Regions from separate parts of the Homo sapiens genome. Here all the other regions are linked to region 3. A link is an interaction called in ENCODE POLR2A ChIA-PET data of the cell type or tissue named here. Cell type or tissue: A673. All regions are shown on one strand. Region 1 overlaps VPS4B (vacuolar protein sorting 4 homolog B). Region 2 overlaps PHLPP1 (PH domain and leucine rich repeat protein phosphatase 1). Region 3 overlaps KDSR (3-ketodihydrosphingosine reductase). Region 4 overlaps SERPINB13 (serpin family B member 13).

Evidence for each region. ChIA-PET counts read pairs that join two places held together with the same protein. Peaks named below come from ENCODE experiments on the same cell type or tissue, not always from the same donor. Only the 100,000 strongest peaks of a DNase experiment are listed, where the experiment ranks them.
Region 1: POLR2A ChIA-PET joins it to region 3 with 5 read pairs; 28 of 35 experiments call an interaction of 5 or more read pairs at or near these places.
Region 2: POLR2A ChIA-PET joins it to region 3 with 6 read pairs; 2 of 35 experiments call an interaction of 5 or more read pairs at or near these places.
Region 4: POLR2A ChIA-PET joins it to region 3 with 7 read pairs; 1 of 35 experiments calls an interaction of 5 or more read pairs at or near these places.

What each region holds. Positions count from the first base shown.
Region 1 is chr18:63,415,790-63,418,289 of GRCh38, forward strand. All of the region lies in intron 1 of VPS4B (vacuolar protein sorting 4 homolog B), which reads right to left. It also overlaps the pseudogene LOC100422317. Among named protein-coding and RNA genes, the nearest start is that of VPS4B, 5.4 kb to the right of the region's middle. In A673, no CTCF peak of the experiment used is centred here; no DNase peak of the experiment used is centred here.
Region 2 is chr18:62,937,626-62,940,125 of GRCh38, forward strand. All of the region lies in intron 10 of PHLPP1 (PH domain and leucine rich repeat protein phosphatase 1), which reads left to right. Among named protein-coding and RNA genes, the nearest start is that of PHLPP1, 220 kb to the left of the region's middle. In A673, no CTCF peak of the experiment used is centred here; no DNase peak of the experiment used is centred here.
Region 3 is chr18:63,361,819-63,364,318 of GRCh38, forward strand. It overlaps KDSR (3-ketodihydrosphingosine reductase), which reads right to left. Exons shown (of 10, transcript NM_002035.4): 2 at 961-1,050. It overlaps LOC124904317 (a long non-coding RNA gene), which reads right to left. Exons shown (of 2, transcript XR_007066400.1): 2 at 1,875-2,500. Among named protein-coding and RNA genes, the nearest start is that of KDSR, 4.1 kb to the right of the region's middle. In A673, no CTCF peak of the experiment used is centred here; no DNase peak of the experiment used is centred here; H3K4me3 peaks cover 1,657 bases; H3K27ac peaks cover 1,840 bases.
Region 4 is chr18:63,590,084-63,592,583 of GRCh38, forward strand. SERPINB13 (serpin family B member 13) reads left to right here. Exons shown (of 8, transcript NM_012397.4): 4 at 2,265-2,393. Among named protein-coding and RNA genes, the nearest start is that of SERPINB13, 4.0 kb to the left of the region's middle. In A673, no CTCF peak of the experiment used is centred here; DNase peaks (open chromatin) are centred at 688, 1,098, 1,418 and 1,828; H3K27ac peaks cover 1,872 bases.

The DNA.
Region 1 (2,500 bases), 54 kb after region 3:
CTTCCCCGATGAATTTCTATACAAATTCAGAGCCAGGGATATGAACAAAGGTACAGTCTGTATGGTGAGCCACAGCCTAGGCAAACAGTGTCTTCCCAGTGCCTAGAGGTCCGTACAGCAGTACCACCCTGGGTTGTGTGATACCCAGTGCTTCAAAGAGCTTGGAATGCTTAACAGGCTGCTCGATCACTTCTGTGATGTCCTTAATCTGCTTGTCCAGTCCACCAATCATCTCTTAAATCAAGGTTGGCACCTTCTCCACCATCACTGGTGACACCAGTGGGTCTACTTTGCTGGGTATGATATTGTGCAGTGTGTCGCTATCATTTCTTAGCGCCCCCCTGGCAATTGGGTCTCATGTCATTGATGTTGCTGTTTCTGTCCACATCTAAGACAAACTTGCCCTTGGGATACACCTTGACTAACACTTTCTCCTTATTCATGGCCCGGACTACTTCCCTTATACAGGAGCCCTGTTCCTGCAGCAGCTGTAGCTCCTCCTGCAATAGGTGAACTTTTGCATTGAGTTCATTCATTTATGCCTGCAGCCTCTGGAGGTCCTGGCTGTTATCATTCACTACTGACTGGAGTTCTTCAGTCTCAGACAGATAATACTGGCAGAGTCTGTTGCCTGTCTTCCCCTCTTCCAGCTCCATCTGCTCTGGTCCATCAAACATTATCTTCCCTTTTCAGCCAGAGCTAATTTTCTTTCTGAATATAATCCTCACCATCTCCCTTGCTAACACCCTAGTTCAAGCTGCTATCATATATGTCAAAACTACTACCCAGCCTCGTGAGTGGTCAGTCTGTTCCCACCCTTGCTACCTCAAAACATAAAAGGTAACCTTGATGGTCTCCCATTAAAAACAATAAAATCCTGATGCTAGAGCTGATCTACAAGGTCTGAAATAACCTGGGCCCTAGCTACGTGTGGTTCTCCCCGAACCCTAGAATCCTCCTGCACTCAGGCAGCCCAAGCAGTTGAACCCTTCCACCTAGAATGCTCTTCCCTCCTTTCCCCAGACAGATGCATGATGTCTCCTTTTCAGTCCTAGTTCAGATGGCAAGTCCTTAGAGAGGCCTCCCTAATTTGCTATAGCAAAGGCTGCACCTCATTCCTTCTCTTTGCTATCTGCCCCCACTGCACTCTCTCATCCCATCACTGTCATTGTATTTACCTGTATGCTCACCCACTGGCTGTCTCCTTTAGGGAGGTAGGTTCCATGAGGACAGGACTTCACCTTGAGCTACCCATGCCTAGAATGGTGCCGGCATACAACAGGTACTCGAAATTGTTTAACGAATGAAAAAAAAAATTCCCTACTCCTTTTTCAGTATCTTCTTCCTTTTGGTTACTTCACTTCTGTCATTCTTAACAATTTCTCTCCACTAGATATTTCCATCGACATACAAACAGCCCTCCTTTAAAAAGTCTTATTTGACAAAACACTGTTCGGTGTTAGTTCTGTTTCTCTGCTACCTTTTAGAGCCAAAAATCTCACCAGAGTGGCCTCTATTCTCTTTCCTGTATCACATAATAAAACGGCTCATATCAAGGCTCTCTAGCATGCTAGATCCAAACACCAGCTCTGTCTTCTTGATCTTCTGACATTTTACAAAGTTGATTATTTCCTCCTTCTTGGACACTGTCCTCTGCTGAGCCCCCAACCACCACTTTGCTGGTTTTCCTCCCACCATTCTGGCTCCTCCTTCTCAGCGTCCTTCATTGATTCTTCCTCTCTTATGTGACAATGAAGTATATTCATCAGGTGTGGGCTGGGACTCATTTCTCTCTGTTTCCTCCCCCCCTACATCAGTGACTTAAGGCTGATGATCTTTGTGTGTGCATGTGTGTGTCTGAGCATGCATATGTTTTTTTTGTTTTTTTTTAATTTATTGGCCTCTCTCTTCTATTAGAATGTAAGCTCCAGGAGAAGAGCAGTTCTGTCTGTTGTCTTCACTTCTTTATATTCCCAGAGTCTAGCACAGTGGCTGACACAAGACTGAATGACTGTGTCACCCCAGGATCAGTCAGGATCCAGTTATCCATACGGAAGTATAAAGGTTGGGAACATGTGGAATTGTCCTGTTCCACTTAGGAGTCCCAGACACATCCACCTTAGAAAACCCTGAGAAATGGGGTAAATTCTACAATTACCTACCTCAGAAGAGGTGTCCCAGGCCCTGTCTGTTGAGACCAATTCTTTCTCCTCTGCTGTGGAGCTGATCCCCACCTTCCTCTGCTGACATTTACTCCATCAATGACATGCCTATCAACTGTTCTCTCCAACCTTTCCTTTTTTCCCTCAGCAGAAAAATGTGTTGTCCTATCTCAGACTCACATCTGCAGAACACAAACTACACACCATCACTCCTCAGCTCCTCGGTTCTCCTCTCCCTACATCTCACTCATCTCTTTGCCTCCACAGCAAAATCCCAAAGAATACCCATGTTCATCCCAGTTTCCTGATCTCCTATTTCTCCCACAGCAATGCTTTCT
Region 2 (2,500 bases), 420 kb before region 3:
TTGCCAAATAATGTTACTTTCTCAGCTTTGAGTTTTGTCTTTCGTGAAATATGAGAGGTTATATCTCTGGGGTGATGGAAAAATCAAATGAGATAGAAAATAGTGGCCAGGTGCAGTGGCTCACACCTGTAGTCCCAGCACTTTGGGAGGCCTAGGCAGGTGGGTCACTTGAAGTCAGGAGTTCGAGACCAGCCTGGCCAACATGGTGAAACCCTGTCTCTGCTAAAAATACAAAAATTACCTGGGCATGGTGGTGCATGCCTGTAATCCCAGCTACTCAGGAGGCTAAGGTGGGAGAATTGCTTGAACCTGGGAGGCGGAGGTTGCTGTGAGCCAAATGCCACTGCATTCCAGCCTGGGCAACAGAGCAAGACTCTGTCAAAAAAGAAAATAAAAAAGAAGAAGGAAGAAAGGTCTGTGGTGTCTGTGGAATCTACAAAGTACCTTACAAATGAAAAGAAAACAGTCATATGTTACTGCTTTTTCTCTAATTAGAAGAGGATTGCATAGTGAAAAATGTTATATGGATGAAGCATGAAACAGCTGTTGGCACATTAAACCATCTTTTTTATAGTATACTTATTACAAAATTCTGTAAGGAAGAAGCTTGAGGATAGTTATCACATCATACAGAGTTGAGACCTGACTCAGCCCTTTAAGAATTCAGCTTTTTTGCAAGGTTGAAAGCAGAGAGTGGGGTTCTGGAGCCTATTTATTTACTAAAATTGTTAACCATCCTGGAGAAACTTTGCAAAACTAAAGTATTTGTTCGTTCTGGTGGAAGGATGAAATGTAGACTATTAAACCAATTTAAATTGTCTCCTGCTGAAACATTGTGAGGTTTTAGGAAGAATGGCTTAAGTGAATGGGTATTGAATTTAATTTTCCTGATACTATGATAATAAAAAATATTTTTAGTCCAATTGTTTGCTCTTTGACTATTAACCAGCAAGGTGATTAAGTCAGACTTTATGCAGTTCAGATGATGTCCTTTGGAACCACTTCATGTGGTTTCAACTAACTAGTTTCATTTCTTGGAGGTGGATGATGCTGGCAGTTTCCCCCTTAATTTTGCATAAAAGGTATATAGTTCCTTAATTACAGACAACTTTCAAAAAGATGAGAGGATAAATCTTTGAGGAAATCACTTTCTTCCCTTTATTCAGATGCCATGAGGGGTTTTTTAAGTTGCTTGGCAGCTTTCTAGATGAGCATTCACTTGTCTGTTTTTAAAACATTCCCTCTTTTTCTGGCCTAAAAAATATGCAAACATGAATTCACTTTGTTTTATCGCATGTGTTTGTGTGTGTATAACTACATATTTCCTAGAGAATTCTATTTTTGTCTTTTTTCTTTCTTTCTTTCTTTCTTTTTTTTTTTTTGAGCCGGAGTTTCGCTCTTGTTGCCCAGGTTAGAGCACAATGGTGCAGTCTTGGCTCATTGCAACCTCTGCCTCCCGGGTTCAAGTGATTCTGCTGCCTCACCCTCTCGAGTAGCTGGGATTACAGGTGCCTGCCACCACACCCAGCTAATATTTGTATTTTTAGTAGAGGAGGGGGGTTTCACCATGTTGGCCAGGCTGGTCTCGAACTCCTGACCTCAGGTGATCCACCCGCCTCAGCCACCCAAAGTGCTGGGATTACAGGTGTGAGCCACTGCGCCCAGCTGAGAATTCTATTTTAATGAAATTATTTTATATAGTTTCCCAGCCAACACTAGTCCATGATATTTTAGGGCAATAAAATTTATTTCTTACATTGTAATTTATTCTAATGCTACACTAAAGAAATTCTTAACAGGAAATAAGGTGGTCTAAATGGGATCTAAAGAAACAGACTCATAAAAATACTCTAAACAGCGATGGTAAACAACTATGTTGCTGAAACTTGTTTCCTTCCTACTTCAAAACCATTTCAGAAACTGCAGGAGTGACCTTTATTTCCTTCTCTGTAGCACACACGACTATAATTTCCCGTGACTATTTATGGTCTGGATAGCCGTTCTCTAACTTCCTTTTTTTTTTTTTTAATGTCAACGGAATACGTGTTTCTTTAATGGAAAATGTTCTATTTTGGGGAAGCTGCTTTTCCTCAGATAAGTAATGGAGTTGGTGCTTGTGTGTTGAAGGGGTTGTACAAGATTGAAGAGTTTTAAATTAGTGGACTGAGAGCTTGAAGTGACAGTCCTGGTGAGGACTCCTAGTAGCCTTTTTTTTTCTCTCCAAGATTAAAAATAACTGCCTGGTATTCTGTATTCTTTTTAAGGATGATTTTATTCTTTTTTTTTTTAACAGATGGCAGAATAGTCCTGAATTGAATGGTGAAAGTTTCAAACCAAAGTGATTGAAATGAGGGAATAGTGTGGTTCATCAACAGGGTTGATCTGGGGGCCAGGGGGAGGCATGGGAGATTTCACCCTTCTAACTCTTGTAGGCAAGTGCTATGTACTGAGCACTGTCTCTTTCCCACCTGCTGCAGCTGCACAGTTGGACATTCGTCAT
Region 3 (2,500 bases):
AAAAAGAAAAAAATAAAAGAAATTATAGAGGTCCAAGACTAAGTCTGCGACATTATTTAAATTTTCCCCCAAGGCCCTTCCTGGCCTACCATTCCTAATGGGTCCTGTCCAGCCCTCCACCCATTTGAGGAGTTACCATACTATCACCCTCCTTGCACATGGGTGAATCCAAGATCCCCATGGAAGTATGCCATGCTGACATTCCCAGGCACTCCATCATTCCTCCCTTCATTTCTTCATTCAACAAACATGTCTGAGCATGTACTACGTGTCAAGCACTAGAATTGCTGCAGCGGACGAGCCAGCTGTGTGGTCACTTTCCTCCAGTCCCCATATGGGGAGCAAGAGGACGTCATGACAGTTCACGTGCACAGTGTCACTGCTTTGTGCTCTAAAAACAACTTTGGCAAGACAAAAACAAACCCTGACAAAAAATAAAAACAGATTCTGTGTTGACTTAATACAGAAAAACACATTTTGCTAAACTTCTAAGGAGGGACGAGGTTCCTCTATGGTGTATAGATTTCACTAGAGATATATATCATGTCCTAAGCAAATCGTAGTGAAAAATTATAGAGAAACACCTACACACCTTCAGGTATCAGCTCCAGAATCACTGCTTCCAGCACTTCTGACCTGGCCAAGGGCCCTCCCTGGCTTCCAATGGCCAGGTGTGCTCCTTCAACTAGACCTTGGCCTCTCCCATCTCAGGATCTGCAGTATCTATGATGATGTTGCCTAATATGCCAATGGTACTAAATAAATACTTGTGGGGCCGACCTGATTTCAACAGAGAAGTGTTTGGCCTAAATACTAGAGAGAATCAGTAGTTCAGGAAACACATCTCACATCAAGGAAGAAGCGCTTTCTAGGTGTGAATGCTAAGATGTTTAGCACAGCCTCTTTGACTAATTTCAAGTCGAAGAAGCAAGTCAGTAATAATGAACCTAGAAGCCTTACCTCATTTCGTGCAACCAGAGTTATAAAAGCTCCTTGTTTATAGCACTCGATAGCAATGCACTTCCCGATGCCACTGGAACCTCCTGTAACCTAAAACAAAATCATAAAATATTCTTAGCACTTGAAATCTCCCCTCTGTAGGAAGTTTTTATAAAAAACAACTATGACAGGCTCTTAAAATGAATCTACAAGAACTAAATGATTAGCTGTTGTTAACTTCTTCATCCCAAACTTAATGACTGGAGTAAGTGTAAGCATGAAAGATACTATCAGCAAGGCCTGCTGCTTTGACTGTTTTCTTATGGAACCATAAATTGCACACCTATAATATTTTTCTGAGTTCACTGGTGGAAAAGTGCCCTATAAGTCTAGCTCATAAATAATACATTAGTCTGCCTCTGATTCCAAATCCAAATGAATCTTATTTTCTTTTTTTTTTTCTTTTTTTTTTTTTTATTATACTCTAAGTTTTAGGGTACATGTGCACATTGTGCAGGTTAGTTACATATGTATACATGTGCCATGCTGGTGCACTGCACCCACTAATGTGTCATCTAGCATTAGGTATATCTCCCAATGCTATCCCTCCCCCCTCCCCCGACCCCACCACAGTCCCCAGAGTGTGATATTCCCCTTCCTGTGTCCATGTGATCTCATTGTTCAATTCCCACCTATGAGTGAGAATATGCGGTGTTTGGTTTTTTGTTCTTGCGATAGTTTACTGAGAATGATGGTTTCCAATTTCATCCATGTCCCTACAAAGGATATGAACTCATCATTTTTTATGGCTGCATAGTATTCCATGGTGTATATGTGCCACATTTTCTTAATCCAGTCTATCATTGTTGGACATTTGGGTTGGTTGAATCTTATTTTCTTAATGCACATTTATGCAAGATTAGCTCTACAACAGATGAAAAGAATGGCCACCTGAATATTTATTTGAAATGACTGCTTAGTATAAAAGTAATATACAATCACAAGGAAATCCTGAAAAGTAAAGCTCTTCTTGCACTATTCTACCCCTATCTACAGTTCAGCTATACTGGCTTTCAATTATGGAATTATTCCTAATATTCACTGTTATACATAAATCATGCTGGGAGGAAGATCTCTGACTCCATGTTAGGATTTTAACATCATTGGGAAGTGTCTCCTACGCAAATGCACCTATCTCTATGGGACTCATAGGCATCCCTTACTTCTTTTTAGCTTCAACCTGCCACCACTGAAGAGATTTATTTGGTGGGTAATCAGCCAGTTATCAGCAGAAGATTACTGTAAAAACCCTCCAACCACAGTACCTTGGCACATCCTACTTCCCTTGCAACGAATGCTCTTCTCCCCACTTCATCTGACACCTACTCGCCCATCAAATCTCAGCTCAAATACCACTTCCTCAGGAAAGCCTTCACTGTCTCCCCTGCCCCCACACTGACACACTTTTCAGCACTGTATTTCTTCTTTATGACATGCACATAATAAACAGCTCTAGATTTATTTGTGTGATTATCTGATTCACAACCACCTCTCCTATCAC
Region 4 (2,500 bases), 230 kb after region 3:
TTTATCTTCTTTCAGCCTCTGTAAAGTCCGCAGTAGGGGCATCTGGCAACTGAGCCAGTGGTGGTGGTGGTAGTAGCAGTAGGTGATATTATTGCTAAACTCCACTCATATTTTTAACCCCGTGCTGATGTTGTATTTAAAAAATTATTACAGGCCCAATGACTTCCTGAGGTCTTTTCCAGCTCCAGTGTTCCTGTATTCGCCATCCAAAGGAGAGTCTACTCAAATATGGGAAAGGAATAAGCCCATTAGGTCGGGGCTAGGATCAGACGTTAGCACTCTCAGGAAGGGCACAGCTGCTCTGACAGTAGTCATAGTGCAATTCCAGACCCTCATAAAACCATGGCTCAGATCACCCAGCAATAGGAGCTGCTCATTTCACAACCCCAAAAGGCTAGGTCGTGTGGGTGGCTCAGTTGCTCCTGTGGAGGGTCAGGCTTCCTTTCAGGGTTTGCGCAACCAAGTTGGGTCATATGGCCACTGCAATGTTCCCTCAACTGAGAAGTGCAGTTGTCTTCAGAGCACATTCTTTCTCAGCCATGATAGCCCATGTAGAACCTTTGTGCAAATTAGAAAACAGCTCATTCTTTTGGATAGCTGCCCTACTCCTATGTGAAGGGCTAGATGACTGGGGTGGAAACTGAATTTCAGCTTTGTGTAAGGCAAAGCTTACACATACATGCTGTCTAGCAGTTTTGCCCATTCCCCAGAATTTTCCTGGGAGCCACAGGGGTATGAAGAGAATAGAATTACTGACTGAAAGGATATTAGCACTGGAATACATCTTAGAGGTCATCTACTCCAATCTCCTCATTTAATAGTTTGCCCAGAGACTGGCTTGGCATGTACCCGTTTGATTATTATGTAAATTCAGAGTATTTTGAATCTTGCTTTTAAAAAATGCTGATAAAATCTCAAGACATATGTACAAAAGGTATAAGGAAAAATGCAATAAACACACTTTAACCCCTCCTTTAAGTGTACAAAATAAACTATTACCAAATCAGCTGATGCCCCTTAGGCTGATGTATAACACCTTCCTTGAGCACGCCCCCATCCTCTCCTCAGAGAGGAAGTCCCACTATTGTGGATTAGGTGTTCATTATTCCCACGTATTTATTATTTCATTACATGCCATATATTTTTGTCATTCTTCTTTGGAACTTGATTATTTTTGGCTTAGCATCATGTTTATAAGATTCATCTATTTTAAGGGGATACTTATAGCTCTATTTGATTCATTTTTATAGCTATTTCCTCATTTATTTTGTTGATGGGGCCGGCCTTCCTTCCTTCCTTCCTTCCCTCCTTCCTTCCTTTTTTCTTTCCTTCCTTCCTTCCTTCCTTCCCTCCTTCCTTCCTTTTTTCTTTCCTTCCTTCCTTCCTTCTACAAACAATGCAAAAATGGCCTTTTTAATGCCAGCCTCCTAATTTGCCTGGGTGAGAGTTTATCCAGTCCCAAGCTATCCAGTATAGTAGCTACTCAAGTGGCTATTGAACACTTGCAATACATCTAGTTTGAATCCAGATGTGCTATAGGTATAAAATGCATATTATATTTTAAGAACTTAGTATGAGAAAGGAATACAAAATATTAATTTTCATGTATTATTTTTGCTGAAATATGTATCTTATATATTAATATGTAATTAATATTTATTGTATTTATATGTTGAAATAATGACATTCTAGATATGTCGTTAAGGTAACATAGAATATGAAAACTTCAATCAGAAAACTGATGGGTCCTACATAAAATATTCAGAAAATTTTTTTTTTCCCCTGGAGACAAGGATAAATCTCACTTCAGCCCAATGTGTAGTGACTCATACCATTAGGAGTCACTCTTCTTATTCACTATCTGGAAAAATTTCCAAACTTCAATAGATAAGAATCGTCCGGAGAAATCACTTACTTTCCTTAGATGCTTAGAATCTTGTGGGGAGCTAAAAACAAGCTTATTGAACATTTAGTGAGCACTTTTATTTGAGACCAAAAAAGCCCACAACTTGAGTTATAAATGCAAGATCTGTGGTGTTGGGCTGGCAGAGAAGGCTTCTCTCTGGAGCTGAGATTGGTCATAACTGACATTATCATATGACTTGGGTAAAGGCTACCTGATATCCAGGGGCCACATCAAACACAGGGATCACCCTTGAGGCTGACAAACGGAGGGAGAGACCCAGCAGCCGCATCCTCTTAGGGGAGAATCTGGGCTTGCTTTTGCCAAGATAACCTGTTGAGATTTTGTTTTAATTTTCAAGATTGAGAACACAGAAGCAGTACATCAACAATTCCAAAAGTTTTTGACTGAAATAAGCAAACTCACTAATGATTATGAACTGAACATAACCAACAGGCTGTTTGGAGAAAAAACATACCTCTTCCTTCAAGTAAGTTTGCCATGCCTACCATATCTGTGAGTGGTATTCTGGAATGGCCAAATGGCCCTGGTAGGACTATGGGTCCTGAAGTCGTGCTGCCTGGCTCTGGCCACATC